2 separate regions of the Mus musculus genome follow, and region 2 is linked to region 1. A link is a loop called in an ENCODE intact Hi-C map of the cell type or tissue named here. Cell type or tissue: heart. All regions are shown on one strand. Each heading gives the region's core, and the rest is flanking DNA. Links, peaks and the distances in the headings are about the cores only.

Evidence for each region. Peaks named below come from ENCODE experiments on the same cell type or tissue, not always from the same donor. Only the 100,000 strongest peaks of a DNase experiment are listed, where the experiment ranks them.
Region 2: a loop joins it to region 1, with 2.4 times the contacts of the local background. A loop is called at or near these places in 7 of 42 quality-filtered maps.

Annotation. Positions count from the first base shown.
Region 1 is chr1:30,867,217-30,883,765 of GRCm38, reverse strand. It overlaps a transcript of Phf3 not described here and Gm7256. Among named protein-coding and RNA genes, the nearest start is that of Phf3, 12 kb to the right of the region's middle. In heart, for the core only: no CTCF peak of the experiment used is centred there; DNase peaks (open chromatin) are centred at 9,805, 10,095 and 10,645; H3K4me3 peaks cover 2,791 bases; H3K27ac peaks cover 2,577 bases.
Region 2 is chr1:30,813,690-30,830,238 of GRCm38, reverse strand. Phf3 (PHD finger protein 3) reads left to right here. Exons shown (of 15, transcript NM_001081080.1): 3 at 1-396; 4 at 5,720-6,029; 5 at 8,925-9,108; 6 at 9,412-9,556; 7 at 10,002-10,158; 8 at 13,655-13,771; 9 at 16,148-16,279. Among named protein-coding and RNA genes, the nearest start is that of Phf3, 41 kb to the left of the region's middle. In heart, for the core only: no CTCF peak of the experiment used is centred there; no DNase peak of the experiment used is centred there; H3K27ac peaks cover 1,681 bases.

The DNA.
Region 1 (16,549 bases), core at 4,848-12,847:
ATGGTAAATGAAGGTAGAGAGGGAAGATGTGTGTTGGGATGGGGGGTGGGGGTGGGGCGGGGAGGCGCGGATAACTGCAAATATCACATAGGGAGTAACAATATTCAATATTGTTGTTTCCACATGGAGCATTACTGTTTCTCATGAACACAAAGTCTGCTTGTGTTATTCTGCTTCGTTTCTCAATGGTCTCTCTCTCTCCCCCACCTCTGTGGGGGGGGGGGGGGAGGGGGAGTGGGCGTTGTGGTGATAACCAGATTGAGTTATCATGTTTCTTAGACCTACCCACACTGTCCATTCTTGAGGTTCCCTTCTGGATTGCTTTGGTTTATGTCAATGTGACACAAGCTAGAGTTATTTGGCAAGGCAAACTCTCATTTGAAAAACTGTCCCCATAAGATGGCTTGCTGGCACGTATTAGTTCACTTTCGTAGGGTGAACAGGGTGGGGAGTGCAGGGGTTCAGTCTATTGTAGTGGAGTCACTCCTGGGCTGTTGGTTCTGGGTGCTACAAGAAAGCTGGCCGAGCAAGCCTTGAGTGAGCAAGCCAGGGAACAGATTCATCAATGACCTCTCCTTCAGTTCCTGACTTCCGGTTCCTGCTCTGAGTTCCTGCCCTGGCTTCCCTCCACACTGAATTGTCATCTGACAGTTATGAGCTTAAATAAACCTCTTGATCTTTTCCCAAGTTGCTCTTGCAATAGAGACCCTAACTCAGGCAGGCACCAACAAAACAATACTGGCAATTGCTACCACTGACTATGTTCTGTAGAAACAGGAAAATGCTACCTCCCCTTTCTACACCATCTCTAGCCTTCTGGGAACTAGAGGAGCAGTGTGTTGCATCTTCATACTTAATGAAGTCTTTCAATAAACATAGACCGGGGTATCTGCCTATCTAACATTGGGACAAAATTCTATTATACTGTTCAGCCTCCACTCTTTGAAATACAGTAGATGATTTTTCCTAGAAGCTGAAGTCCTTTAATAAAGTAAATCCATTATTGCCGGGCAGTGGTGGCGCATGCCTTTAATCCCAGCACTTGGGAGGCAGAGGCAGGTGGATTTCTGAGTTCAAGGCCAGCCTGTTCTACAGAGTGAATTCCAGGACAGCCAGGGTGACACAGAGAAACCCTGTCTCGGAAAAAGATAAAAAAAACAAACAAAAAAAAAAAAACAAAAAACAAAAACAAAAAAAAACTAAATCCATTATTGACAAATGTAGGTCATCAAGACAAGAAATGGCTTTTGAATTTTGTGGATCCATGTGTCAAAATAGGTTCTTGGGATAAAAGCTTAAACAAAAATCCATGATCTGTGCTGTTTTAAAGTGTACATCTTGGGCTGGAGAGATGGTTCAGCAGTTTAGATCATTAGTGCTCTTTGAGAGGTCCTGAGTACAATTCCTAGCAACCACATGGTGGCTCACAAGCATCTGTAATGGGATCTGATACTCAATTCTGGTGTGTTTGGAGCCAGCTACAGTGTGCCTGTATAAATAAGTAATTCTTTAATGTGTACAGCTATATCGATTGATCATTGGTTGTTTGTATGTGGGTTGTGGGGGCAGATATACAACAGCCTATGTGTCCAGGTCAGAGGATAACTTCTGTATGTCTGTTCTCTCCTTCTACCACGTGAGTCCCAGGAATCAAACACGGGTTATTAGGCTTGGTGGGAAATATCTGCTAAGTCAATTCACTGGCCGTAACATTTACAAATTATAAGAGAATAAGATGATTAAATAATTCATTTACACCTGATTAGTTAAGTAATTACAAGTAGACAGCACTAGGAAAAAGCTGAAGGGTGCCCAAGAAAATCCAGATATTAGTGGCTTTTCTCAACACCTTGACTAGATACCTATCAGAGACAACTCAAGATTTCTTTCGGCTAAAGGTTTTGGAGGACTCATGTCAATCCTGGGAGAGAAGTCAGAGAGTGAAAACAACTGAAGTCTATAGCAGCGGCAGCCTGATGCAGTTGATTACAGTCTAAGTGTTCGCTGACAGACTTCCTAGAGAAAAACAACCTAGGCTTTCTCACCCCCAGAAGGGCACCTAAGGCAGACACCAAAGTAACAATTGCACCAGTGTTCAATAATCTGATAACCATTTTATTGGTGATACAGGAGTATGGGTAGGAGTAGGGAGAACTCAAAAGGAGCCACACTATCCAAAAGCTCACGCCAACACAGTTCTCTACACATTGACTTATCCTTTATCTCTGTAGTTGGAATGGTCAGAGTGTCTACCCCTAACAACTATTTATTCCTTTTTATAGTATAGGATCAGGGACCTCAAGAATCTTCCAAGTTAGTTCTGGGTATGGTGGCAAATGCCACTCACTACAACTCTTTAGCCCATGGGACATATTTCGGACTGGCTGTAACACTCAGCATGTTGATGTGAAGTGGGGATTTATGGTTTCTTTGGAGACTTGGTTGTGTCATATGATGTTTTTCTGGAAATTTTTTTGCTGAAGCAGACTCGTGGGAAGATATTTTGCTGAGAACAGACACATGGTGTCTTTCTGGAAGCTTCCTAGAAAAAGGATATGAGATGTTTTGCTAGATCGGATGGAGGCTTGAGGGAACACTTGATGTTTGAAAAGGGTGTAAATATAATCCAACAGACAGTGGACAATGCTATGTGGACTTGGTTCGCCTTGCCACTCTGCTGATCATCATTTGTTGGAACTTCGTAGAGATGAACACTCCAAAAAATTTTCTGGAGGCAGCTTCTTGTAGCTTCGGAGGACTCTGATTGGCAGAATTTCTGGGTTTCTTCTGGATCAAACTGCCGTTGCTGATGTATAAATGATGTTTGCAAGTGGATTGAGCTGCTGCTGATTCATGTGAACGAAACTGTTGATATCCTGGCAATACAGATTGGATTTTGTACTGCAAAAACTATGTCTAAACAGGGTCCCAGTTTCCTTTTCCCTATTAACCTTTCCTTTCCACTACCTCTGGTGGGTGGTGGGCTAGAAGGAAGATTAAAGCATTTCAGTACCTTTATTAAAAGTAGGTTTTAAGAAATGTAAGCCTACAGTGACGTATGCTTACAATCCTATTACTTGGGAAGCCAAGGCAGGAGGATTAGTAGATTAAGACCAGCCTGGGTTACACTGAGGGAATCTGCCACAAAACAAACAGTTCTATTATTGATCTACTGTGAAAATGAAGGCAACTTAGCTGGCGATCCTTTACTGACACAACCAGGGACTGGTGAATAGACACTGGCCCTCTTCTTCAAGCTCCTTTTTATAGTACATCACAAAAGTAGGAACTTTTTTTTTTTTTTTTTAGTTTTTAGATTCTCCTTTCCAAGATATAAACAGGAGGGGTATCTTGCCTAGCATCACATGTCATGTACCCAACCGGGTAAGAAGTAAGCACTTAGGCCATCTTATGACACATCCTCTTTTGCTACTCCTATAGTTTGAATCTCAGATACTCCTACCCCAATGTTCAATTGGTAGTGGCACTTGGTTGCCATCTGAGGGGTTTTGGCTAAATGCCTAGATTCTGATAACTCTGATCTAAGGACATTGATTAATCCCTTGGTAGACTTATAATATGATGACATTATTAGGAGGTGGTCTAGGTATTGGCTTTTGAAATAGTATTTGAATGAACTATGCATGGACAGCCCAGGTTGTGTTCATCACCCTGAGAAGTTAATCCTCTAGCCCTCATTTTGTGGCTGTCATGCCTACAAGGTGTATGTTTTCCTGCTGCACATGGACAGATTTCCTTATACATTACCTCTTTTCTTTTGCACTATCTTGGGAAATGGAAAGCTGAAAAGACCAATCCTGAAAGACCAATCCTACTAGCTTTGACTACCACATTGAGTTTGGAGCCTACTGTGGTAGAGAATGCTTAGCTGCAACCCCAGGTCTCTGGAGGCCGAGACAGTAGGACATTGAGCTTGAGGCTATAGAGAGCTACCTTACAGTAGGATCCTCAAAAAGAAAACACAGAGAAATAAGATGGAGAAATTTATTAGTTTGAACCTTACATTTTGGGAAACTATGGAGAGTTTAAGTAGGAGGAAATAATATCATTGAGGCTGTCACAGAGGGACATTATAAAAATACTTCACTAAAAATGATTTATTTTTATGGTAACTGTGATGGTTATTCTTGGTTGTCAACTATATCTGGAATTAGCTAAAACCCAAGTTTCTGTTTTCACCTGTGAGGAATTTTTGATTGAATTATTTGAAGTGAGAAGGCCCACCCTAAATCTGGATTTTTTTTCAAATTACTTAATTTATTGCTGGAATTTTATAAATACACATGTATCATTTTATTCTGCTGCCCTAAATGAAATTAAAGTCTCATTTATGGTCTCCCGTGAGTTACATATTTTGTGCTTTTATTATCAGTGGAGAAACTTTTGAAATTGAAGACTGTTAAAGACTTATACTTGGGGCTGGAGGGATGGCTCAGCGGTTAAGAGCACTGGCTGCTCTTCCAGCGGTCCTGAGTTCAATTCCCAGGAACCACATGGTGGCTCAGAACCATCTGTAATGGAATCCGATGTCCTCTTCTGATGTGTCTGAAGACAGCTATAATGTACTCATAATAAATAAATAAATCTAAAAAAAAAAGACTTATACTTACTTTTTTTTTTCAATTTTTTTATTATATATTTTCTTCATTTACATTTCAAATGCTATCCCGAAAGTCCCCTATACCCTCCCCCCACCCCGCCCTGCTCCCCTACCCACCCACTCCCACTTCTTGGCCCTGGCGTTCCCCTGTACTGGGGCATGTAAAGTTTGCAAGACCAAGGGGCCTCTCTTCCCAATGATGGCTGACTAGGCCATCTTCTGCTACATATGCAGCTAGAGACACGAGCTCTGGGGGGTACTGGTTAGTTCATATTGTTGTTCCACCTATCGAGTTGCAGACCCCTTCAGCTCCTTGGGTACTTTCCCTAGCACCTCCATTGGGGGCCCTGTGTTCCATCCTATAGATGACTCTGAGCATCCACTTCTGTATTTGCCAGGCACTGGCATAGCCTCACAAGAGACAGCTATATCAGGGTCCTTTCAGCAAAACTAAATCTGGATCTTTTGAGGTAGGAATATCCACCTTAAGTTTCACTACACCTTCTGATGGTAGCCTGTATAAAGCACCTGGAAGAAGGAAATATCTGCTCTTTGCCTGCTTGTCCTTGCTATTTCTGGCCAGTCCATTCCTTCATTGGTATTAGAGCCCACTTCAGAATTCCTGAAGATACAGAAGAGCAGCTGAGACATCCAGCCTTGTGGACTGGAGAACTACTAGATTCTCAGACTTTTAGTTGGTTACAGACATTGCTGGATTAGCTGGACCACAGCCTGCCAGCCATTCTAATAAACCCCATCAATATTTCCCTCCTCCCCCTATTTTCATTCCATTAGTTTCATTCTATTCAATTTCTCTGGAGAACCCTGACTAACAAGGTGGCAATATGTACAATTTAGATAGCAAATCTTTTACAATGTCTGAAACACACCAAATTTTCTGCTACTTTTTTTTTTTACCTTTGAGGGCAGCCTCACCATCATACTCTGAGAATGTTCCATAAATGATGCAGGCTGAAGAAAACATGTCTTTTGTGTCAACTGATGTCATACCAGGCTGCATATAATTGTTGACTGCTCATCCTTCCCACTCTTCTGAGTTCCTTCAGGGCAGAAATAACTGTGTCCATTCCTCATGTACTTAGTGGGATAGATAAACATGTGAGCCAATTAAGGAAGCTGTGGGTGTGTGGGGAGAGTGGCACAGAGGAGATGGCCTTACAATTGTAGTCTTTAAAAGGTTCCTACTGCTTACAAAGGACTGGGGTAGAGGGAGGCTTACTTTATCTGATCTTGCCTTACTAGCTACTCTCTGCTGACCACTGGTATGTGATGGCAATTATCCATTCCTGAATAGGGAGGGCACTTCCTTTTATCCATGAATCATGTGGAAGGCTCACCTGGCTAGCCATGCTTGGAAGGAAAGTCAATATGGGAGAAAGCCTGTCAGGATACAGTGTTCTGGGTGAGACTGTGATGTTCAATGGTTATCTCACTAAAAAAGTTCTAGATAATTTATGCCTCTGTTTTCATCTCATGTTGGAACATAAAAATACTTAAACCTTTTCTAAACTAACATGACAGTGTGTATCTTCAAAATGGTTTCCACAGAAAATTTTACTACACAAATGTTGTACTTTATTTTTTAAAATACTTGATTACGTTGACTTATGTTGCAGGGTAGGTGTGTGGGCCATGATATAGGTGTGGAGGCCAGTGGCCAATTGCAGGAATTGGCTTTCTTCGATTATATCAGATTTCAACCTTCAAAATGGCATGACCCTTTAACACAGTTCCTTGTGCTGTGGTGACCCCTAACCATAAAATTATTTTTTTAAAAAATATTTATTTATGTATTATATGTAAGTACACTGAAGCTGTCTTCAGACACTCCAGAAGAGAGCATCAGATTTCGTTATAGATGGTTGTGAGCCACCATGTGGTTGCTGGGATTTGAATTCAGGACCTTTGGAAGAGCAGTCGGCAATCTTAACCGCTGAGCCATCTCACCAGCCCCATAAAATTATTTTTGTTGCTACTTTATAACTGTAATTTTGCTACTGTTAAGAATCATAATGTAAATAGTTTTGGAGATAGAGGTTTGTCAAAAAGTTGCAACCTACAGGTTGAGAACCCCTGGTCTACCATATGGACCCCAGGGTTTGAACTCAGGTGGTCAGGCTTGGTGCCTTTCTTGCTGAGCCATCTGTAGCCAGCTCCAAATGCCCAATTATGTTTATGATTTGTATATTCTCAGACCAGAGTGGCACCATCTGGAGGTGTGGCCTGGTTGGAATAGGTGTGTCATTGTCAGTGTGGGCTTAAGACTCTCACCCCAGTTGCCTGGAAGTCAGTCTTCCACTAGCAGCCTTTGATGAAGACATAGAACTCTCAGCTCTGCCTGTGCCTTGACAGCCTGGATGCTGCCATGCTCCCACCTTGATGATAATGGACTGAACCTCTGAACCTGTAAGCCAGCCCCAATTAAATGTTTTTTTATAAGACTTGCCTTGGTCATGGTGTCTTTTCACAGCAGTAAAACCCTGACTAAGACACATCCTAAGTTAAAACTGCTGGGTTTGGCCTGTGGTGGCGCATACCTTTAATCCCAGCACTCAGAAGGCAGAGGCAGGTGGATTTCTGAGTTCGAGGCCAGCCTGGTCTACAAAGTGAGTTTCAGGACAGCCAGGACTATACAGAGAAACCTTGTCTCGGAAAAACCAAACCAAACAAACAAACTGCTGGGTTTGAAGGTATAAAGCCTGAACCATCTCCAATTTGACCTTTTGAATAGTCCTGAGTGATGGGTACACCCAGTGCAGGGAGACACTGGAAGGTGCCAGCTGTTGTCCCAGAGAGAGTGTCCAAGTGGCACAATGCCAACAGAGACTACAGGATCTAGCACCTGTGACATGATGCTTCTGTGTTATGGCACCAAGACATTGGAAAATTGACAACCGTGTTCTGAGTCCCCAACCTTGCCTAGCCTCCTTGTGAACCATGATCCTTTTGTCCTAAGAGTGCCTTGGTCAGAGGCCAGCAACAAGAGGTCACCCTAGAATGAGAGCCTTAATGGCTGGAGGACCAGCAAGGGTCACACCCACAAACTGTGATGCAAAACTCTGGCCCCCAGAGGCCCCAGGGATCTCCAGAATTTAAGGCAGGACATCAAACAGGACAGCCAACAGGGACTTGTAGGGGCTTGTTCTATCTATGGCAACAATGGTGTTTCAGACAAACATAATCTTTTGCCTAAGGCTGGGCAAGCCTAGTCCCTTGTCTGCTGCTCAGCTGTTCAAGAAAGAGCAGATGAGCCCCCAGGGCTGCTTGGGTTGGCAATCAAGACTGATTTGGGCATTTGTATTATATACTGTCTTCCTTGGCTTTATTTTAATTGGACTTTGTTTTGCAAGGTCCAAATTGTGGCATTTTCCCATAATTTTCGGTCAACTATAAATACACACTATTAGTTTTGTGTTCTACTAAATTCATGTCTTAAGTTAGACTTTAATGCTACTCGTATCATCTGATATTAGCCATTAAGTGTTTTAAAGGACCCGTGGGTGGTTATTGCCATTAATAACCCAGGACTCCTTTCTTTTGTAACCCATGACATGGGTAAAAGACAAAATACTCTTAAAAAAGAAGAAAAGCCTAGTAGTGGACAAATGTGGATTTGGGTACCTGATTGAAAAAAAAAAGATACAAATACCATGTTTATATCAAAGATGCTGAGGTTTTTTTGTTTTGTTTTTGTTTGTTGGGTTTTTTTTTGTTGTTGTTTGGATCAGAAATCTTTGATAGGTGAATGTGACTAAGCTATGACTGGTATTTTTATCTTCATTTTGTGTTTTGTCCTGAATTTATTAAGATTTGTCTGAAGAGATGTTTTTTGTCAATTCTTAAATCCTACCTCCTACCCCCCTTTAACAAGAGTTAGAATATTTTACTTTTTGCAATTCCTTACCAAACAATTCAAGTCAAAGTTTCTGATTATTCATTTCTATTTTTCTTTCTTACACACACACACACACACACACACACACCCGCATTTAAAACGACCGTGAAATAAAGACGTGTGGTTTAGATACTTACAGCAGGAGATGACATTCTAGAACTGCAGCTGACTGAGGACAACATAAGCTTCTTTGTAGATGTTTGCTATTAGCTACGAACTTACCAGAAGACAGAGAAGGTAAAGAGCAGGTCAACACATGCCTGTGGCTTGTTCTACCTCATGCTGATCTTACTATGCAAAGCATACTCGCTGTGAGGTTTAACCTAACAAAGTTTTTTTTTTTTTAAAGGAAGAGTTCAGACCTCAGGGTAAGGTGCTCCGCAAGTGCTGAAAACGTTGTAATTGTCTTTGCAGACTGAAGACTCAATCGTGGTCTTTAAGGGGCTCGTTTTGGTTACAGTGACCTACGACAGGCAACAGTTAAACCATAACACTTAACTGAAGGCTGGGATCGGGTAAACAAAACTGTTGTGGACTCCGTGTTTGCTCTCTGGATTTCAACACACTACTGAAGGACTCCAGGGGTTTTACCTTATAGTTGTGTCTATTGATACATTGGAAACTTAAGAAAAAAACATTTAAGAGATAACAAAAAGTAACCCTAAGTGCTATTGTCTGTCACAGATGCTATGATAGATCCTACTACAATGTATCAAGGCTGTTTGAAAACTTGAAGTGTATTTAACCGGTTCTCTGCAAGAAACTTTGACTCATTATGGTCAGAGGAATAAGGTATTTCTGGAAGGTAACATCTTGCAGGGGTCGTCCAAGGACTGCAGATCGTATTTTGAAGATTGCTTACCAAGAATTTTTTCCTTTTTTCTTTTCTTTTTTTTTTTGGTATTCAGGAATGTTTCTCTTTTAGAGACAGGGTGTGTCACTATGTAGCCTTGGCTGGCCTAGAACTCTTGAAGATCTGAATGCCTCTGCCTCTCCAGCACTGTGATGAACCACGCCTATCCCCCCAGGAACGTTTTCTTGAACCAGGCATTTGGAATTCTGAGACCATCCCAGCTAGTGGGCTGCAGGGTGGGGGCAGCGGCACCCGGAATACTCAGGCCTAACGGTTCCATTTTCATCTGACACCCAGTAAGTACAAGCACTAACGGGTCCGCTCTGCCTTGTCTGTTTTCCAGCTACTCCGCGTAGCAACCAGCGTGTGTTCCCCGCTCGGCCGCAGAGGCCTGGCAGAGCCTCGCGGGCGGCTGCGCGCAGGCTCTAGCGCGCAGGCGCGGCGCACGCTGCCCCAGCCCCCGGAACGGTAAACAGTGGCGTCACGTGACGCGGCCCCGCTCCTGCTCCCGCGCCGCCGCCGCCGCAAGCCGATGGCTGCGGGCTCTCGCGGCGCCGCACAGGCTCCACGAGGCGAGCGACCCCCGGGCTCAGGGAAGCAGCGACTGCAGCTCGGACGGGGAGGGCGGAGCGCAGGCCGGCCGTAGTGTCGTCACCGCGGCGGCGCGGGCCGGGGAGCCCCGAGCCCAGGCAGCAACGCCGACGCCCTGCGCGCACCCCCTCCGCGGCCCCCTCCTCCGCGGCCCCGCGGCCTCCATCTTCCTCTGGCTGCCGGTGGCAGCGCTCGTCTGCGGAGCGGGTGAGTGGCGGCGCCCGCCGCGACGGGCACTCGGTGGCCTCCCTCCCCCCACGCGGGCGGCCCGGGTCCTTTCCCCGCACCCCCACCTCGCGCAGCGGCCGCCTGATATTCCCGGGCCGTTCGGCCTCCCCGGCTCGCCCCGCCCCGCCCCAGCCTGCCCCGCCGTTTGGACCGCGAGCCCGAAGCGGCGGTGACGGCGCGGCCTCCGCGCGATCGCCGGGCCTCGGCTCTCGCCCGCGAGCGTGCCGGGTCTCTGTCGCCGCCGCGCGGGCAGGCGTCGCGGACTACTCCGGGTTCCAAGGCCCCGGGTCTCCGGCGCGGTGGCCGCAGCCCGCTCGCGGAGCCTGGCAGCCGGCCAGGGTCCCCGCCGAGGCCGACCCGCGCCCGAGGCCGGTCCCCGTCCCCGCATCCGGGGTGTCTGAGGCTGCGGATCGCGCGCTTTTGTGCTGGGGACCGGGACTGTGGGCCGGCTCCTTTTGACTAGTTTGAAATGGGAAGCCCGAAGAGTCCTGCTTGCCGACAGGACGTGTAATTTAATGAACCACTAGTCGATAAGTACGTGTTAATGGTGCTAAATAACTGATCATCTGACACCGGGCGGGGGTGGGGTACCCAGGGAGAGGAGAGAGTGTTGTAGCTCGCTCCAGCCAGAGGCTCTGTCCCCCAGGTGCCTCTTCTCCCTGTCTCTGGGTAGCTAAATGAGGTTTCCTAGTTGTTACAATTTGAATGTGTGTTTATTATTGCTATTGAGTAACCATTAGTAGAGCGCCGTTGCGGTTTGAGGGAGGTAGCAGTGCTTTAATGTCGGCCCGATGTTAGTCTTCATTCTTCCGACAGGTCTTTTTAAAAAAGGATCGAACAATCTAGACTTGCCCCACATTATGAATTTTGTTACCTTATTTTACACTAAAAAAAAAAACAAAAACTGATCACAGCAAATTGTACTGCTGTATTTAGTTCGTATTTTGCCATCAAACTTTGTCTTGTGTTTTCAATTTCCAAACCAACATCTCGGTTCCTGCCTTCTTAAAAATTCTTGTGTTTGGCATTTTGAAAACGTAGGTTACATTTAGTTGTTAAAAAGACAGATGAAACAGGAAGTGTTCTGTTGTAGCATCCTTATGTTTTTAATTTATAGTGCTATTTCAGAGCACAGAAGATGTTGAGAGAAAAACCAGTTATTTCAAACAGCAGTCCTTAGCATCTGACATACTTAGGTGGTAGTTTTTCTTCCCACTGTTTTCTTTGCCCGCCATTTGTATTCACAATAATTCTTAACTCCTCTTTGTCATTTCATGACCACTTACTTGCATGTGAGAACTCTAGTTTTCAATGACAACAGAATTGAGGAACCTTTGCTCTGATGAAGCCACAGAGATAATTCATTAGCAGCAGAAAGACTTGTTGCATAGGCGAAATGCGCCATTTAAAATGAATTAAGACCGGAAATTTTAAGTTTTATTTTTATAGTTGTGCCAGTGACCTGTCAAGAGGACAAGTGGCTCGTTGGTAGGGCTGAAGTTTTCTCCTGCCTGTTGTACACTTTATTGGTGTTTCCTGAAGAGCGTGTGTGGTGTAATTGGTTAGAGTGCTCATGCTTCCTAGTGGAAGAACAGTGTGCTTACCTAATGCACCACATTAGTTATATATGGGTAAGCTTCTTAGGTACATTTGTATGCTGTATATTTTCATATGCCATAAGAAAAAACTGGCCTATAAATGTAGGTAGGAATTAAGTTAGATTAAGAATTTTAGGCCAGAGAAGTTGAAACTATTTTAGCTAAAGCTACATTATTAAAATTTTAAACTTATATTCTGTTTTAGAATCAGCGAAGTGAAGAAAAGTTTGAGAGCTTTTGGTCTGTATATTATTGGCAAAAGTTGGAAGGCAGCAAGTGACAGTTCATTATCCAATCATAAAATCCTATTAAGAGTTTAGATTTTTGGAGAATCATACATATACACAGGTGTATACATAGGGAGACACAGACACTCACACAAACATGCACATGTACACAAATGTACACATTGAATTTGATGTCAGAAAGTTTGAAAGCATTATATTGGAGGGCTCTGCTGTGAGCCTTTATCATTGGGGAGAGCAGCTGCCTTGGTCCAGGGGAGAAAGTGAACTTGCAAACAAACAAACAAAAAAACAAAAGCAACAACAACAAAAAGCAAAAATAAAATGGAGAAGAGGAAGGCCAGTTTTCAGGTAGGAAAATAATAACTCACACTTGTGCAGACAGCATTGTATTTACACTGCTATGTTCATATATATGGCTGAGGATAGCTATAAATGGGATCCAGCACAGATACAAACTGAGAGAGAGAGAGAAAGAGAGAGAGAGAGAGAGAGAGAGAGAGAGATAGTTTAGATGTTTATTTTTATTGAGATATTTAGAAAACTTCTTTATTAATTAAAAGCAGGCCTACATTTTTGTTTCAGGTGTCAAAATAGGTAATAACTGGATTCCTTGGCAAGGTCATACAGTGTTTCTTTTCTGATGCATTTTGCTTTCTTTTCTTTTTTCTTTTTGTTTGTTCTTTTCTTTTTCTTTTTGTTACAGTGTTTTTCTTTGTAGCTGTGGAGGTCCTGGAACTCTGCAGACCAGGCTGACATCACAGAGATCCACCTGCCTCTATTGAGCACGCTGGGAGTAATTGTTGCTTGATTACATGTACTAGGGGATAGCAGAGCACTGGTTTGATTAAAAGTATCTGAAACCAAGCAGCTCTGACCAAAAAACAGGATTTAAAGACATTAGAGAAGCAATCAGTGTATTAAAATTTAAGGAGGCAAGTCAAGTGTTAGGAAAACATTGTATGAATTGCCAAGTACCATACATTATGTTTAGACAATTTTTTTTTGTTAGAGATAAGTATTATTTAAAACAGTATCTCACTACATAGCCTTGGCTGGCCTGAAGTACAGTGTATAGAGTGGTGGGCTCAAACTCAGAGATCTGCCTGTATTGGTGGGCACCTCCATACTTCAGGAATTACATTTTTGATCATTTGCACTGTGAAGAAAAGCTCTAAGAAAATAGTTGAGACTTAAATATTGCCCAGAAGTTTTCATCTGTTGACATAATCACATATATCAGACAGTTTTGAATGGCATGATAGATGACATAGACAGGCTAAGCATAATACTGTAATTGGTATTAGTGTGGGTGGACATGTGAAACCAAGGAGTAGGGAGAAAATACATTCAGAACTTCAGCTGGGAAGTTTACTTTCCTCCAGACGATGTGTGCATATGCACTGAGTGTAGCCATACTACTTTTTATGTGTATAGTGTGGCAAAGTACATACTTCCTGCTTTATTTTTAAAGAAAAGTGGGGTATTTGCTTAGCAATTTTACAGATTTTGTTGTGTTATTAAAGTTATAGAAACAATGTTTTATGTAAGGAGAGTGCATAAAATAAAATGTAGAAGTGCTGGCTCAGAAATCATGCTGCCTGTATTGTATTTTGAGGATATTGGGTATGTGAGCTTTGGAAAATTACATAACCATTTGAGTTTGAATTGCTCTTCTATAGAAGAGACATACTAATTGTACCCACTTTACAGACTCTGATATTTAAGTGCTAAGTGTATGTTGGTCTGGCTGTTAGTACCCATTCTATGACGGTACTTCTGCACTTAATTCAAACTTGTACTGCTGTTGAATGCTATGTAAAAGATGAAATGATGGTAAAATTTAAAAAGAACTTTTTCCTTTTACTGCTTTTGACTGGTCCAGTTCTGATTTTGCCAGGTTCGGCTTCTGCCTGCTAGTTCTTTCTCTAAGTTCATAGGTCTGCTTTAGTCTTTGGGGTCCTCATAGGCAGAGTGGCATTTATCTGTTTTTTTGGGTAAATTCACACAGACTTAATCGTCATGTTTCCCTTTATGAGGTTTTGCTGGTAGATTCTAATTCATATAACTGAAACAGAATTTGAAGTTTGTAGAGCAGTTACTTATAGGATTGTACCTAAATATTTCAGTTTTCTTTGACTATTCTAGAAGGATAACCTAGTATTTATCTATAGATTTTTTAAAAATTTAAAATAATTTAAATTTGTGTGGGTGCTTTGTCTGCATATGTGCCTGCTTCCTACAGAGGCCAAAAGAGAGTCTCAGTTCCCCTGGGACTTGAGTTACAGTTCTAAGCAAGGATGTGGGTGCTGGGAATTGGACGTGGGTCCTGTGTAAGGAATAGCAGCCAACTCTACCTCCTTATCCATGATGTTTTTATATCACTCCTTAAGAAATGACCTTAATGTCATTCAAGTGAGTTTAAAACTCTTCTGTGCTTACACTGAAGACTAGGTGTAACTTGGAGGCTGTAGCGCCTTTCTTATAAAGCGATAATAATGACAGTAGTTCCTGCCTAATAGTGTGATTGTGAGGAGTAGATAGCACCGTGCCATGGACGACTTCTTCCAGCTCTCTGGATAGTAAATAGTTGGCAGTAGGATAGATAGGTCAGTGTAGTAAATCTTGAATGGGCTATTTCTCAAGGCTCAGTTTTTTGCTCCAATGTTTACTCTAGCAAGCACTTTTATCTTTGCTAATAAATTGGGATTATAATATATTGCTGTAAATGAACGGCTTTAGAGGAGCATTTCGTGGCTCATATTGTCTGTTGGCCCCCAGCCCTTGCAATGTGGACTTGTGTGAGGGCATTATAGTGTATTTATTAGATACTTGTGGAACCCTTTCTAACTGTTATGACAGTAAAGGTATCTGAGCATGGCCAAATGTTCTTTGGGTGGGTATAATTGAGAATTAAGAATAATTAAGAATAATTTGTTCCTTATGACCCATACCTGGAGTACCTAGTGTAGGGAGGCAGAGGCAGAAGGGTTAACTGAGGCCAGCCTGGGCTTCAAGAGCCTGTCTCCTACTCACAGTGTGGGAAGAGGTCTGAAGCCTGTGCGGCTTGACAGTAAATTAGGATACAGTACAGTTTATAGTCTGCTAAGGCCATAGTACTTTTTCTACAGCTGCCTGGTAGAAATTTGTTCTCACTAAGCATGCCTGATCAAATTGCTTGATTTCAAGTTTAAATCAAATTTAAATAGTTAAAACTATTATGTCAGAGCTGGAAAGCATCAAGGATGATCCCTTTCTAGGGTTTTGCTTTATTCTAAGTCTTTGCCTGGATCACCCTTATACAGAATTGGTCACTACTTCTCTTTAGGTTTGCAGTAAAATGTTATTTTCATAGTAAGACCTTCACTATCATATATATAAAATGCTCCTTTCCAATTAGTATTACCATGTTTAAATTTTTTCAAAAGTTCTATAATGTCCTTGTGGTTTACTTTTCTATTGCTATGATAAAATACCGTGACCATAGCAACTTATAACAGAAAACAATTGACGGGTCTTATGAGTCCATGATGGCAGAAAAAGACATGACTGCAGGAGCCCTGAGAGCTGACAGCTTGATCCAAAAGCAGGAGGCAGGACAGGACTGGAGAGTGAGAGGGAATAACTAGGAATGGCTTGAGCTTTTGGAACCTGAGCGCCCACCACCAGTGACCCCTCCTTCAGCGAGGCCACACCTAATCACGATCTAACAGAGGACCAAGTATTCAAGCACTCCATTCAGTGGGGGCCATTCTCATTTAAACAGCCGCTGAATGGAGTGGATAGTTTTTGTTTGTTCATGCTACCTCTTACATGTGTGCATGGACATGTGTAGTCTGCATGAGACTGCTGAAGCTCATTCTGTAGTCTCTAGTCTCTCTTTTTGAGGCTTTTTTTGTTTTAATAGATGGGTCTCTTCCCAGGCTGGCTAGCCAAAGCTAGCCTTGAGCTCTGCCCTTCTACTTCCCTTCAGTGCTGGAATTACAGTCATATCCCCAAACCCAGCTCTTGGTCTCTCAACTTTGATACTGGTGTGGATTTATTGAAAGGCTTTAAAAAAGTAATAGAGGATGAAATATATTTTACATAGGTTTGCTTTAGAGATTTTTGTTTGAGACTTTTGATATATTTGGTATTGGTATAGAACTCAACCATTGACCTGTATTTCCAGACAGTCTCACTGAGTTGCCTGGGTTGGCCTTGAACACAAATGTATTCTGTAGCTCAGGTAGGGTTTGACTTTGAAATTATGTAGCGCTTGCCTGCCTGCCAAAGCCAATAGGCCCAGCTAAAAGTAAGACATTTAAAATGAAATCTTAAAGTCAGTTTTTTAAGGTAATTATTTTGATACTTTGTAATTTTTTTACCTATTCTCTTCATACCTGAAGCAGAGAAAAAAATAACATTTTGATTTTACTTAATGTAATTTAATTTAACTGCAGTCTAATCCTCAGAGCATTTTAAAATTGGAAGTATCGCTGGGCGTAGAGTAAATTT
Region 2 (16,549 bases), core at 4,275-12,274, 53 kb after region 1:
TAAGCTTCATGGTCACTCTGGCTTCTCTAAGGAGCCTCCCCATCCTGTACAAACTGGACACTTGGTGCATTCCAGTCAAAAACAGAGCCAGAAGCCTCAGCAGCAGGCAGCTGTGGGGAAGGGCAGTAGCCATGTGAAGGATGAGCATGACCATCCAGTCAGTGAGCATCTTAAGGAGGACGATAAACTGAAGCCAAGAAAACCTGATAGGAACCTGCAGCCTCGCCAAAGGAGAAGCAGCCGAAGTTTTTCTCTGGATGAGCCTCCATTGTTCATCCCAGACAACATAGCTACTGTAAAAAAAGAAGGGTCAGATCAGACCACCTCAATTGAAAGCAAATATATGTGGACTCCAAGCAAGCAATGTGGGTTTTGCAAAAAACCACATGGCAACAGGTGTGTGTGTGTGTGTATGTATGTGTGTGTTTGTGCATATCTGTATGGGTGTGTACATTGGGAAACTTCTAGAATGAGGATTGGGATCTGTGAGAACTTTCTAATATGAAAAAATTTATTTTAATATACAGAGACTTCCAAAAACTCCTTACCAACCCTGGATAAATGATAGCAACCTGGAACCATTGAATTTACAGCTAGATCATTGTAGAATATCTTAAAAAGCTTAGTCTGACCAGTCTGATATGCATGGACATGCTTTCTCATTGTAACCAGTTAGAATTTGATGTAGTCATTGCATCTGATAAAAACCAAACCCATTTTGCTAATCAGAATTGTTATGCTGCCTCAGGACTGGAGGTTTTATGTCATTTTATTTGACTGCAGAACTAGTAATAAAGTGTAAAGCTCTGAATGGAATGGCTATTTTTCTTTTGAAGCTGTTATTTTTGTTTTAAATGATGCACTTGAAACACCAACTGTTACCATTTCAAAACCAACATTTGATCTTGGAACTAAGTTCAATAGCAAAAGCAACTGTTAGAATACCTAGCTGAATTTTGTATGTGTTATGGAGTAGACTGAAAATAAGTATTTGTTTTTGGAACGTTTAATGGTTCAAAGAATTGGTGAGTTCTGATCTTTGAAAATCTTTTAGAGTCGACGTTACCACTACTTTTATGATAGGGTTATTTTGGACTCCATTTTTCGAAGCTTATCCCATGCTCTCTCTTTGGAGTATTTCCTTATGCTTTCTTTTGAGAAGGGACAAAGATGAAGTGGTCTCTGCTGCTGCAGATGGTGCTGATCAAGTACTAACGTTGCTCTTTAGAGTTATGTCAGTGACTGTACACTAAAAAGAATGAAAACAGACAGTAAAGTCCCATGACAGTGTCCTCTCCCAGCTCTGTCAGATGACACAAAAGTGAAACCAAGTTTAGAGAGGCAGTCAGTAATCAGCATGGTGTGCATCACTTTCATTGGGAGTAAGAGGGAGGTTTGGGAATTGTTAAACTAAATTTTATGCCATAGAGGTTGGTAACATTTTTTTGTTTGTTCGGAGACAGACTGTAGCAGAGCCTGTTTGAAAGCTCAGTATATAATCTGTGCTGTCCTTGATCTTGGGGTCCTCTCGGCTCCGCCTTTATACTGCTGAAATCTTTACTGTTTGTGTCCTCTTTTAACGTCAGGGATTACTCAATGAAAAAGTATATCTTTGCTTTTAAACTTTGTAGCATGTTTGAATATAGTGCTACCTTTATCCGAGTTACATACCTTTTCATGGTTTGTACATTTATGGTATGTTCACATATTTCAAAGGGAGCTTACTTTATATCTCAGCGATGTAAGGATTAACTCACATTGTTAATTGTACTTTTAATAAAAGCCAGCCCTCTGTCTCATTTAGTATCTTTAAAAAATTCACAACACTGACATATGGTCAGGGACTTGGAACCTCAAGGATTCCTTTGGCATAGTTTGAACCCATGTTCAGTATGTTACTATTAGCTCTTTAATAATAACTTTTGTCCTAATGGTGTGGTCTTCAGGAGTTTGTCGGAGCTCTGTAGTGGTGACAGTCACTTCATAACTTCAGCAGCTACTTAAAGTAAAAATTACATAAAGATTACATAAAGAAAAGACTACATAAAGATTACATATTCTCTTTAATCTCCTTCCTTCCTTCCTTCCTTCCTTCCTTCCTTCCTTCCTTCCTTCCTTCCTTCCTTCCTTCCTCTCCCCCCTTTCTGATGCTGCTATATAAAGTATGAACTTCCTTTGCTGCAGTCTAGAATATAGCTTAGCATGATAGTGGTGGGGATTGGGTGTTGACCCTGTGTAATTGATCTGGATGATGTATATTGGAAATAATTAACTTCTGAATTGGCTCTTTAGCCACCTTTAGTGCCTTTTTTTCAGTCTGAATAAAGAAACTAGGCCATTGGTTGTGTTTTATATACATGTATAGTCTTGAGCACTACATTGTTACATTGCCTTTCCATTCATTAAATACCTAAAGCGTACTTTTCACACAATTTGTAATTTTTCAATTTTAATTTACATGCATAAATACAGATCTACTAGGGAAATATGGAAATGTATTATCTGATTGTATATACTGGTCATATTGAAAGCTATTTGTAAATAGCACTTGTGACAGTAGAGTTAATTAGTATTTTACATAAATTACAATGGAAATAGCTTTTTTCTATATATGTCCAGTTGGATGTTAGGCTTTGTATTATGGGTCTTCATGACTAACATTATGATCTTCTGTCCTAGAGACAATAGGTCTTTAATACAGACATAACAAAATTATTCAATATACTTTTTTATTAGATATTTTCTTTATTTACATTTCAAATGCTATCCCTGAAAGTTGCCAAAACCTCCCCCCGCCCTGCTCCCCTACTCACCCACTCCCACTTCTTGGCCCTGGCATTCCCCTTCAATATACTTTTAAAATGAGACTCTTGTTTACTTTTACATAAATGTGACTTTTGAATCTTTTCACCAGAAGACATTTTGAGTGGGAATTTTCTTAAAGTCACGTTGTGTTATGTACCTTCAGCTTCTCTTCCTCCTTTGTCTGGAAGATGTTTGTGTCTTTAATTCATAATGCATTTTCTTAACCCTAATTGTAGGTTGGACAAAATTTCAAAAACAAACAGCAAAAAATGTCTCCTTAGTAACATTAAGTTACAGTGTTACATTCAGAAAAGAAAACTTAATTCTTAGGACACGCTTCTAGAATAAATTATTCTGGTTTTCTCTTTATGTTTTATAGGCTATTTTTCAAGTCAACTATCTTCAAAGATTAGGTTGACTATTAAGATGATTTTGCATTTATGGGGAATAAAGTCTTATATGTAGTGGCAGGATGTTTGGGGCTGTCACTTAAATTACCTACAGAACTGTAGGCCCGTATTGTAATACCTTTCATGTTAATTTGTGGCCTGTTTCTTTTAAGATCGAGATTTCTTAGAATTAATTCTATAGTTTACTTTAACAACTAAGGTTTTCTAAGGATTTTTTTCTGGCTCTTACCAAAAAATTAAGATTAGAAATACAAGTTGCTTTCTGTTTTTCAGTAGACCTGATTTTTGTTTTTATTGTTGGTTTATATGTGAGCATAGTAGAAAAACAAAAGCTATTAGTGTTGCTGCCTTTTCACTTGATTAATACATACTGATTTGCTTGAGTCAGCTTATTCAGCAACAGTAGACTCATATTATCCATAAAGAAATTTCTTCTTTTATTAACCACACATTCAAGGACAGGGCAAGAACTGGAGTACTAGGTATTGGCATCCCACTGCTGTGAATCCTGTGCTGTGCCTTCTAAGTATTCCCTCCTAGCCCTCGGGTCTTTAAAGCAGTACAGCCTGAGAGGAGACAAGAAGGGGCCTTCTTCCGGCCATCTTGACTCCCCTTCTCTTTCCTCTTATTCTGGCTTCAACAACATTTTTTTAGTTCATGGGTTTTAGAAGTTCCTAAGTAGAAATTGGTGTTAACAGTTACAAGTAATTGACTATATGAAAGTAACTCCACCCCACTCCTGGCCCCAGGACACGGGTGTTTGCTACTATTTTTTTTGTGTTTTTTAGAAAGTTTTATCTAAACATTGTTCTAAAGTACTAAAATGACATCTTTAGATGACAGAGATTTGGTTTTCAAAGCATGTCAACAATTCAGTGTAAGCATTTCCAAAGTAAACTTGAAATGAGGGATGGTTTCTTGATAAATTTTATGATCATAGATCAGTGAGCTGTTTTGGTTACATCAAATGGATGTTTGAGAATGCTTTTACACTGTTTTATGATCTGTCATTTAAGACTGAAACCAATGCAAACTTGACTTGAAGTCAGTGCAGCTGTGGTTGTAGAAGAGAAGGAAGGGACCACTCATTTTCCTTCTGAATCTCAAAGCAGTTTATACTAGGCAGTTGGCTTCAGGAAATAGCAATATGTACACTTTGCATGAAGCAAGGGAAGAGAATTAAAGTATTAAACATGAAAGAATTCTTCAAGATCCCTACCCTGTGGAGCAATTGTCATTGAGACGGCATGAAGTCATCAAACATTTCAAAGAGAAACTTCCTTACAAGTAAATGTTACATTATTTAAATGTTCTCCTGGCTTGTGAATAAAACCTACTTACCCTTATTTTTCAAACCAAGTGCATCATAGTAAAGGTGAAGACTGACTGATGACTTTGGCAGCAGAAGGACCACTGAGGATAAAGAAGGGCCAATTGTAGCTTGTTTCCTAAGACTCAGCGTAGTAGTTGGGCAGACAGAAATGCACACAGGATGAAGAGCTGCTGTCGAGGAGGGATGGATTTGGCACCACTTTTAAAACACCTCCTAAATGTAGCACTAATTTTGGTACTTACTTTGATATTTTGACAATTTTGGCTTGAAATCAGGCCGCAGGTTAGTTTAAACATTCCGTCTGTTAGAGAACACATTTTTAAAGGAGCAGGGCGTGCTTGGTGGTGCCACCATTAACAAAGTCAGTGCCACAAGTGCTCAGATTATAAAGGGCTACCCCAAATCTTTGAGATAAGAATTGCCAGACAGAGAAAGAAAAAAGGGGGAAGAGATCTGAGTATTCCAGTGAGCTGATAGCATCGCTAATCATGTATGAGTTGCCATTTTATTTCTGAGTAGTTGCAGATACCTTTAAGTGACCCACTGCTTGGCTTCTGAATCATGAGGGAATACAGTAAAGGAAGAACTCAGCAAATCAGAGTCAAAACCTAGATGCCAGTGCATTCTTGTTAAGATGGGCTGCTATTTATTGGGCAAATGAGTTGATTTCCAAGAACACATAAGACATGAAGGAAGTCCACACCCAAAAGTAAACGAGAATCCTTCAGCTGAATCAACATGATATATTGGATCAGAAAGAATCAGGTTACATGCTGGCTACTAGGAATGAGAGACTTATACTTAGATTTTTTTTTTTTAAGTCAAATACCCCAGTTTTCTGTACGCTCTCACCTCTTAAATTGTGATTGAGCTCTCACACCTGACTGGGTCTTTTTATGTGCTTTGTTCTATGGTATTTTTGTACAGTGGGCTACCAGTTTTCATGACTGCCTTGTGTCCTCATTCCTATTCCCCACCAGCGTCTTTTGTCATTTCTTATTAGAGAGGAGAGTCGCTTGATGTAAAAGTTATGGTATCATGGAATGCTCCTTGGGAACTTGCTCTGTGTTGAACTGTTGCGTTCATGGAAAATAGGAACAGTGTCTGAACATTAAACATTTTCACTTGATACTAAGGTTTTAAAACAAATCACCTTTCTCCCCCCTTTCAGGTTTATGGTCGGCTGTGGGAGATGTGATGACTGGTTTCATGGAGACTGTGTTGGATTAAGTCTTTCTCAAGCACAGCAAATGGGAGAGGAAGACAAAGAATATGTTTGTGTAAGGTGCTGTGCTGAAGAAGATAAAAAGACTGACATACTAGACACAGAGATTTTTGAAGCCCAAGCTCCCATCGAAGCCCACAGCGAAGATAAAAGGATGGAGTGTGGAAAGCTGACATCATCGAAGCACGCAGTCACTGACGATAAACACAGACACTCAGATGACCCTGGGAAGCACAAGGTCAAAATTTTAAAACGGGTAAGGTTTCCAGACAGTACATTTGTTATTTCAAGAGCTTTGTATGGACCTAAATGATACTCAGAAATTTCTCTGTCATGTCTATTACAGTGTACGTTATTACTTTAGCATAAAAAATGAGTTGAATTTAAGGCTTGGGGAGGAGGGGACCAATTCTGTTGAAAAGTGAGGACTTTGACATACGCATTTTTTTGGTGTGTGCTGTTCCTGAGCTGTAGGTTTATATTTGAATCTTTGTTGTACAATATTTATGTGGCTATGTGGCCTAAGTATAAATTATGCTTACTAAGTACATTTTTAATCTAAATATTTACTGAATGTTTAACTGTTTTGCACTTTTTAAGAATTAAAAAGAATAATTATAGCTTTTGCTCTCATTTGCTTGGAAGTCACTTCTTCCACTTTCCCTGTTGAACTGTGGACTTCTAAAAGTTTGTTTTCCATGATCTGGCATTCTATATATATTTTTTTATAACTTACCTAGCATTAATTTATGTGCCTTGGTGTGAGGGTATCAGATCCTTTGAAAAGCTAAAGTTACAAAAGGTTGTGAGCTGCCATGTGCGCTGGGAAGAGCAGACAGTGCTTTTAACCAGGGAACCATCTCTCCAGTCCCCCTGACCTGGCATTTTAAACCACCTCCTAAAAGTATTTTCTAAACAAAATTTAAAATATTTTGTGTTTAGAAGAAGGAAAATAGAAAAAATGCATTATTCTCTTCAATTAAGTTTTCTTTCGTTAGCAGTGACTTTCCTCATCCTTGAATTGTAGCAGAACCCTGAAGAGGAAGTAGCACAGTGTCAATAAATGTGTAAGAATAAGTAAGCACGTTGTCTAAAAAGCAAAGGCAAGACTGATTCACGGGTTGGAGGCTGTATGGAAGCCGTTGGTTTGACCTGGGAAGCACTCCTAGCTGAGAAGAAGCAGTAGCTTGGGCTACTACTGTATTAAAGGATGGTGAGGGAGCACAGCTCTGTTAGAAAGGACTTGAGCTTGTGTTACGCTCCTGAGCATAGCCAGGCTTCCTCCTGTGGCAGGGAAAGTGAGCCAGGGAAGTGCCGGGGCATCTTCTAAAGGCCTCTCTATTTCTCCATTGTTTGCTGAGTCAGATCTTTCATGCACTCCTTTTGTGACTAGTCTTGGTTGAGCTCCATCTTGATAAACCTTTGTGACATTCAACATTTTTGTCTGACAAGATGTTTGGAGATCTTGATTAACATCAAGTTAATTGTTGATATTGCTGAGTGCTATATTACCATTTTGCAGTATGTTCTCTGAAAACTAATATATTTCATTAACTGTTGGTCATTACATTTGGTATATAGTTTCTTGTCTATTTGGAAATACATTGCTTTTTGGCTGAACTGTGTCTTAGCTAAAAAGATGTTCTAAAATGTTACCATTGTTAATGTTGTCGGAAATCATAGAAGCTGTTCTGTTTATAGATTCATGTGGCGTGCCATCATTGCTTGGTATTCTTTTGTAATACCCCCACCCTTTTTATTTTGTTTTTAATTTTTGAGACAGAGTACTGGCTGTCCTGGAACTCACTCTGAAAACCAGGTTGGCCTTAAACTCAGAGATGTGCCTGCCTCCGCCTCCTCAGTGCTGGGACTATGCACATACTCCACCACACCTGGCTGATGGTGAACTCTTGACTCTTTAGGTTAATCTGGTGGTAATTTATGCTGCCTTCTTTTCACATATGATTTTCTATCATTACATTTCTCTGTTGTAATATTTACTGCATTTCCGTGTGTGGTAGGAATGAAATTATCAGACCTGTAACAGTAAAACATGCTTCTGGGGATGGAGAGATGGCTGAGCAGTTAAGAGTACTGGTTGTTCTTTCAGAGGACCCAGGTGAAATTCCTAGTGTTCACAGCATAGCTCACAGGTATCTGGTATCTGCAACTCCAGGTCTAGGGGTGACAGTTAGTCCTCCACAGGCACTGCGCATGCATATAGTGCACTTATATGCATATATAGAAATAAAAAATAAGTCTTAAAAAACACCCCACCAGATTTCTACTCTTAATATTACGTCTAGTTAGGAAACTAAAAAATAAGTGAAAAATGAGAGCATTCTAAAGTTTCCATGTTACCTTGATCTTGGTCTGTAAATGGTTATTCTCCCTATGTTTTTAGATAAGTGTGATATGATTAATTTCTCTCTGAGAAGTAGCAGGTACATTGATGGTACCCATGGGAGTTAAAATTGCCTTTGACATCCTGGGAACATAACTGGTACCTGTGCTGAAGTTAATGAGCCTTGTTTGTTCTTTAGGAGTACATAGGCAAATGCAGGTGCTCACTTGTCCGCAGTTCCTTCCTCCTTCATATTTACAGCCAACTAAGGTCCTTACAGCCTGATCTCCGTTCTGTTTTCCTCTTTCATAGGATATTATGTATTTTATACAAAATAGATGGTTAACAATAGAATCTTGTGGTTTTTAATGATGGTAACTTATTTTTGTGTACATGTGTTTTTAAGATTTATTTATTTTATATTCGTGAGTACACTTTAGCTGTCTTCAGATACACCAGAAGAGGTTATCAGATCCCATGACAGATGGTTGTGAGCCACCATGTGGTTGCTGGGAATTGAACTCAAGACTTTAGAAGAGCAGTCAGTGCTCTTAACTGCTGAGCCATCTCTCCAGCCAATCCATATGTATGTGTGTGTGTGTGTGTATATATATATATGTATGTATGTATGTATGTATATATATATATATATATATATCTTACAGAAGTTTGGATTGAAAATGTTTAGTCTCTTACAGGTTGTAATGTTAACTAGATTTAATTTTTTTTCACTTACATATTATTGAGGTTTGTCTTAAATAGTAAGTAGTTTTTGTTTTAATGAAACAATACTACTGTATTTTTCAGGAGTCTGGTGAGGGAAAAACTTCCTCTGACAGTAGAGATAATGAAATTAAAAAATGGCAGCTAGCCCCTCTTCGCAAGTTGAGCCAACCACATTTACCTCGGAGATCATCAGAAGAAAAAAGTGAAAAAATAGCAAAGGAATCTACAGCTCTTGCCTCTACAGGAGAGAGAGTGGCGAGATCAGGTAGGGAGACTGCTGGAGATTATGTACTTGTATTTACTATTACAGAAGGTTGGTATATCTTGGGAATACTTTGAAAACAAAAACAAAAAAAACGTGAGTGCGTACACTTTATGACTCTAGAACCACTCTTGATCACAGGAGATTTTAGGTAGCACTCTGCACCAGGACTGTCTGAATAATGAACTCTGGGCTCTGGCATTATTTCTAAATACTTAGTCTGCATGGATTTCAACTTAGATCATGTATTATAGAGAAAGTATCTTTTAAAACAGTTTAATGAGTTTAGCTGCTTTTTACAATTAGGTACTCATGAGAAGCAAGAGACAAAAAAGAAGAAAATGGAAAAGGGTGGACCTAATGTGCACCCGCCTGCTGCTACTTCCAAGCCTTCTGCAGATCAGATCAGACAGAGTGTCCGACATTCTCTCAAAGATATTCTTATGAAAAGGTAACATGTTGTTATGCCAGTGGTCGAATAGCATGGGCTTTTCATGTATTTGAAAATAATTGAATTGAAACACAGGGCCCCCAATGGTGGAGCTAGAGAAAGCACCCAAGGAGCTGAAGGGATCTGCAACCCTATAGGAGGAACAACAATATGAACTAACCAGTATCCCCAGAGCTCGTGTCTCTAGCTGCATATGTAGCAGAGGATGGCCTAGTCCGCCATCATTGAGAGGAGAGGCCCTTGGTCTTGCAAACTTCATATGCCCCAGTAATGGGAAATGCCAGGGCCAAGAAGTGGGAGAGGGTGGGTAGGGAAGCAGGGCGGGAGGAGGGTATAAGGGACTTTCCGGATAGCATTTGAAATGTAAATGAGGAAAATGCCTAATAAAAAACTGTTTAATTCAAAACAAAACAAAACAGAGAAAAAGAATTGTTTTCATTTTAAGACTTACAGATTCAAACCTGAAGATCCCAGAGGAAAAGGCAGCAAAGGTTGCCACAAAAATTGAAAAAGAACTTTTCTCTTTTTTTCGGGACACGGATGCCAAGTATAAGAATAAATATAGAAGCTTGATGTTTAATCTAAAAGATCCTAAAAACAATGTAAGTAATTTATTTTGTCCAAGTTTTCTTAAACTTACTTAATTTTGTAAGTGTGTGCATGTGTATGTATGGGCATGCACATACTGTGGTTCTTTATCAGAGGACAGCTTTGACGAGTCATTTCTCTCTCGAGTGTCTGCAGACAGTTATACCTTGGTCATCTGGTGTACTGGGCGGCAAGTGCCTTACCCACGGAGCCATCCCACTCCTCCTGTAACGCTATGCATGCCATGGTCTGAACCGCAGTCTAGGACTTTAATGAAATAGCCCTTTCTAATAGGTTCCGAATGGGAGTGAGAGGGTCAGTTTGGCTCTGGGTTAGACTCCACAAATATGTCCTGCAAGAGGTCCTCAGTCTGAGTGCCTCCGCGAACAGCTGTGGTGATGTCTGTAGATGTCAGTCACATTGTGAGGCTGTGGAGCATCCCAGGGGAGCCCACACAGCATTCTCTCTGTGGTCGGTTTGCTTGGACTACTAGGGATTAAATTTAGCTGGGCCTCACAGCACACAGTTTGCTCTCTGCAGCTGAGCTCCTTCTGAGAGCGTCAGTTCTCATTGACAGGGAAGGGATGTAGCTGGGGATGACTTTAAGTTTCTCTTTCTTCTACCTCCAACTCGTGAGTGCCAGGATTGCAGGCCTGAGGCCCAATCTCCACACACTTGTCTCTGGGACTCAAACCCAGAGCTGCCGCATGCTGAGCAGGCACTTTACCGACTGAGTTGCCTGTGCAGCCCCAGAACATGACATGAGTAAGCTCCCGACTTAGGGATCCTAGACAGCAGTGAGGGGTGTTGAGTCTGTTGAGCAATGTGTTTGGATAGATGTGCATTTTCTTCTCGTCACTATCTCTTGCATAACACAGTTAAATGAGTAAAACAATTTACTCTAAACTATTCTTCAAAATCTATGTTAAGCCTAAGCATTTGTTATTTAAACCTGTAAGTAGAACTATGCTCACTCAAAACGTCACATTTTGTTGTAAACTAAAAAAGATCCAAGCCTGACAACATGAGCTTTGCATCAGAGCTTTCTAGGGAATCTGTGACAGAAAGATCACCTAAGCTGCGAATTCCCAGGCAGCCTGAACAGCAGAGTGAGACTCTGTCCTTTCCCTGGAAAAGTATTTTAAAATATTTTTACCAAATTAAATAGAACTTTATTAAAAATATATTTTAACTGTGGATTAAACATTATTGCTCTCTTACTTATATCTTGGGATTTCTTGTTGGAGACTTAGAAAAAATCCACAAGGTGTGTGTGTATTTGTATTTGTGTGTGTGTATGAGTTCACATAGAAAGTTCTGTACTGCATATGCTAAGCAAAAATTATGCAGTGAGCTCTTTCAGTGTTCCAAATATAAATAAATATAAATATGATTATTTTGTGTGTTATATTTATGTAGGTGCATTGAGAAATTTTGCTAAAGATGATTCTCAATTATAGAATTAAATTAAATGTATTTGTGTAAAAGTTTGCACATTAGTGATGTAAGTTTGCATATTAATATTTGCTACAAAATAGTCATATCTCAAAAATAATGCATTTCAACAGCAGACCAAAAATACTGAGGAAAAATTGCATATGTACTAAAGATGTATAGGCTTATTTTTCTGGTTATCACTCCCTATGTAATGTGTGTAACAGAGATGTACACAGTTTGGTTTTTTTTTTTTTTTTGGTTTTTGGTTTCTTTTTTGCTTTTTTTTCAGTTTTTCGAGACAGGGTTTCTCTGTGTAGCCCTGGATGTCCTGGGACTCACTCTGTAGACCAGGCTAGCCTCGAACTCAGAAATCCGCCTGCTTCTGCCTCCTCCCTAGTGCTGGGATTAAAGGCATGCGCACCACACCCAGCAAAGAAATCTTTTTTTTTTTTTCCTTTTTCCAGACAGGGTTTCTCTGTGTAGCTCTGGTTGTTCTGGAACTCACTTTGTAGACCAGGCTGGCCTTGAACTCAGAAATCCGCCTGCCTCTACCTCTCAAGTGCAGGGATTAAAGGCGTGTGCCACCACACCCAACTCACAGTTTTTAACATATTAAGAAAATATAGGGGCTGGAGAGATGGCTCAGCGGTTAAGAGCACTGACTGCTCTTATGAAGGTCCTGAGTTCAAATCCCAGCAACCACATGGTGGCTTACAACCATCTGTAATGACATCTGACGTCCTCTACTGAATGTATTTACATATTAACAATAAATAAATCATAGCCGGGCGTGGTTGTGCACGCCCTTAATCCCAGCATTCAGGAGGCAGAGGCAGGCAGATTTCTGAGTTCGAGGCCAGCCTGATCTACAAAGCGAGTTCCAGGACAGCCAGGGCTATACAGAGAAACCCTGTCTCGAAAAAACAACAACAAAAAAAGAAAATATAGAGACAGTTTAAACTATAATCACATGACAGTGTTGCTGCAGCAAGAAAAAGCCATCATTAGGTGATTTTGGGATTGCGTACACATCAGAGTGTATTTACATAGACAAAGGCAGCTAAGTCCCCTTCTTTATCACTAAGTAGTAAATTTTAAATGTGTATCATTGTTTGCATGGACTACTGTTGACTGGAATGTTACATCACATGTCAGCTGTGAATGGAATGGGGTGTGTTAAGTTATATGATAATAATAGTACATAGTTTTTATTGGCAATTTAAACATCAAAGATTTAGAATTTGGGCTGAATTCATGGGAACTATTAGGGGCAGTGTAATTGATTGAAGTATTTTAAAATATGCTAACAGCTGTTGAAGAAAAAATCTACGTTGTATAGTCTGTCATGGACCTAGAACTATATATTATATAAACTAATATAAACTATAACAAATATATAATAATATATAATGAAATAAAATATATAAACTGTATAAACTATAATCTAGAAATGTTTCTCAGTACTCAAATGAAGATTGCTTTTCCTTGCAGTTAGTTCTTTGCTGTGGTCTCTACTCAAGCCTGCCATGATTCAAATGTAAAAATCTTAAGAAAACAGAAAAACAGAGGCACCACTACATTGATTAAAAAGCTCTTTTAGTCAGCGCCTTTCCAGAAGTGGTGTGGTTATTATAATTTGTCCTGAGGCAGACTTGAAAGAGTTTTTTGGACAGATGTATAGTGGTTTCATTGCACTTGCTTTTTCATGTTCATTTTTACATGGATTTTCTGGTTTAGGGAATGGGTGGGTGGGCGGCCAGAAGCTTAACAGAATATCACTGTGTAACTGTCCTTGAATTTCATCCTCCTGCCTCAGTCTCAAGGTTGACTGCTGGGATTACAGGAATGGCCACTACACTGGCATCAAATAGAATTTTATATAGAATGTGTTTTATGTTTTACTCTTCCACACTATAAAGCTGCTAGGCTGTATGTACTAGGTTAAATTACATATTCATAAACCAGGCTTTAAAGTGGCTTCAAAGTTAAAGTTTGTTTATTGGAAGTTCACATGTTACAGCTCTTTTTTGTTTCTAAATGTTTGTGTCTCCTTTTCATTTTACAATCCTGTAGATATTATTTAAGAAAGTTCTAAAAGGAGAAGTAACCCCTGATCATCTTATAAGAATGAGCCCAGAAGAACTAGCCTCCAAAGAGCTGGCTGCGTGGAGACGAAGGGAGAACAGACACGTAAGGACACCTAACTTTGTCTTCCGCTTGCCTGTCAGTACAGAGTGCAAGGAAAAGAGGCCTTCTCTTCCCTCACTTCCTAGTCTCTGCTCCACCCCTTCTCTTCTCTCCTCTCCTCCCCCTCCCCTCCCCCTCACCCCACCCGATCTGGCTGGGCCAGGTGATTCTCTTTCTTCAATATTCTAAGTTGCTGAGACTACTGGCATGTATCACTTCACTCTTTTTTTATTTTTTTTTAAGATATAGTTATTTTATGTATGAGTGTATTTCCTGTATATATGTACTTCATGTACCTGTAGTATCAAAAGAGGGCATATGTCTTTGGGTTTCTCTTGCTGTGCTGCAACCCCAGGGCCAAAGCTACGTCGGGAGGAAAGAGTTTCTTGGGTTTATATATCCTGAATCATAACCCATTGAGGGAAGCTAAGACATGAGCTCAGACAGGGCAGGAGCCAATGCAGAGGCCATGGAGGGGAGCTGCTTCCTGGCTTGCTCTTGTGTCCCTAACAGTGAGCTGGGCCCTCTCCCATTGATCACTAAGAGAATCCCCTGCAAGCTTGTCAGCCTACAGCCTGATCTTGTAGAAGCATTTTCTCCATTAGGGTCCCCTCCTCTCAGATGACTGTAGAGTGTATCAGATTAATATATAACTAGTCAGCACAGCTTCAGATCTCAGAAAACTAGAGTTACAAACAGTTGTGAACCTCCATGTGGGTCAAGGGAAGTGAGCCAATGGCTTCTGCAAGAACAAGTGCCCTTAACTATGAGCGTCTCCAGCCTCTGCTTCCTAAATTCTTAGATTTTAGTGCCTGTCTTCATCTCTGCAGGGTTTTTCTTTTTTTTGCTAATTACAAGATTGTAGAATTATTTTATGATTTGTTACTTGCAAATCAGAACAATTGGAAAATAAGCATTAACCAACCTGTGCTTTCTATAAGCAGTTTCAATGCATTATGAACATTTTAATGAATCAGATTGTTCAATTCTAAAACTTTGTAAAACTTTTCGGAATCTACTAGAAGATAACCTGACTTGTCATATATAAGTATGCATAGAAATATTGTTATGTTTATGTGGTATTGTCTCAGATTAAACTGGAGTGTTGTAATTTGTATATTGTACGAAATTTTTAAAATAAAAATTTCTCAAAGTCACAGGTGCCAAAAGTTTTCAGTTGGGATTTATCCTTGCAGTACCTTTAATGTCAATCTTTAAAGATTAACTAAGAACTCTGCTCATCCAGTCATTCATTCATTCGAGGAAAGAGCTCACTGTATAGCCCAGGCTGCAGTCTCCTTGCTCCCACTCTCCCTGAGTGATAGATAAATGGCCACTTGTGCCACCATGCCTAGCAAGTTTGAGGGAATGATGATTTTGAGCATTTGTTTTCAGGTCTAGCCATTAGCTGCCCATTTTAGGAAATAATGAGTATGTATGGTTTTTATTGGCCTGCATAATATACAGGATTCTTTTGTTCATGGTGCTTGTTTGTGGCTTAGACATTAACCTTCCCTGGGCTGTGCTTGAGGTGGTCTGAGGGTCGAGAGGCCTTCATGCAGTGTATCAGACTTTTTTTTTTTTGCTTTGATGTTATATAATCTTGCCTCCTCTGTATTTCGAAACTAATGTTCATATCGTCTTTCTGTCTACACCCCAAGTCTCCCAAGTCTGCATGCACTCGCCTTACCTGAGATTTGAAACTGGATGCATTTGCTTTGGAGACCATGTTTTTCTTTTCTTTGTATGGTAAAGACCCTTTACCCACTGAACAATCCCACTAGTTCTATTTGACCCTTTTAATGGATGTTTTACAACCAACAAATGAGATGAATGGACAGACCTTTTCAGTCCTTATTGTTCTTTGCTCTAGTGCACACATGCACATGCAGGCGCACACATACACACATGCCCTGCTCTCTCTCATATTCTTGTTATACTTGCTAACTTTCATAGGTTGTTGCTGAGTTTCTTTCTTTTAATTGCCAGTGTTAACTAAAAAGGTCCAGGAGAAGTGAGTTGTCTTGTTTTTTGTTTGTTTTATAATCATTGACTAAGTTAGTATTGGAGGGATACACTAGACCATCAGATGAAGCACATGAGTCAAGTTCATTCTTGGTTCCTTGCAAGCTGATTTCAAGTATAAATACTGTGTTTCTCACTCTGAGCATTGCCTCTTGGTTGCCTCCTTGCCGAGGGTTAATGTGAGCCTCTCATGGCTGAGATATAGAGTTAATTCTTAAGATCTGTCCATACTTCTCAGCTCCTATTGGTATTTTATATCAGAGAAAAACTAAAAGTCAATTAAAATTCTTTCGGTTAAATTCTCATAAATTAAGGCACATACTTTAAATGTTTCCTTAAAATATTTTCTGTTAGACCATAGAGATGATTGAGAAGGAACAGAGAGAAGTGGAAAGACGACCAATCACGAAAATAACTCACAAAGGTGAGATAGAAATCGAGAGTGACGCCCCGATGAAGGAGCAGGAAGCAGCCATCGAGATCCAGGTAGGAGCAGATCTGACCTATGTGGTCTGCAGCTCCAAATACGAAGGTGGACAAAAGCTTTTCTCATGCTCTTAAAGCAGAACTTTGTTTTAAAGTAGTGAGCTTTAAAGTAGCCTGTTTTACTGGGTTAGTTCTTAAGAGCTTAGTGCACATTGTCTGCATTGTAGGTGCCTGTTAAAAGCTTGTTAGAATCCTGGGGGTATTTGATATAGTAATTCCTTGGTGCTTTGTTTTTGTTTTGTTTTTGTCGTTCTTTGGTTTTGGTTTTGG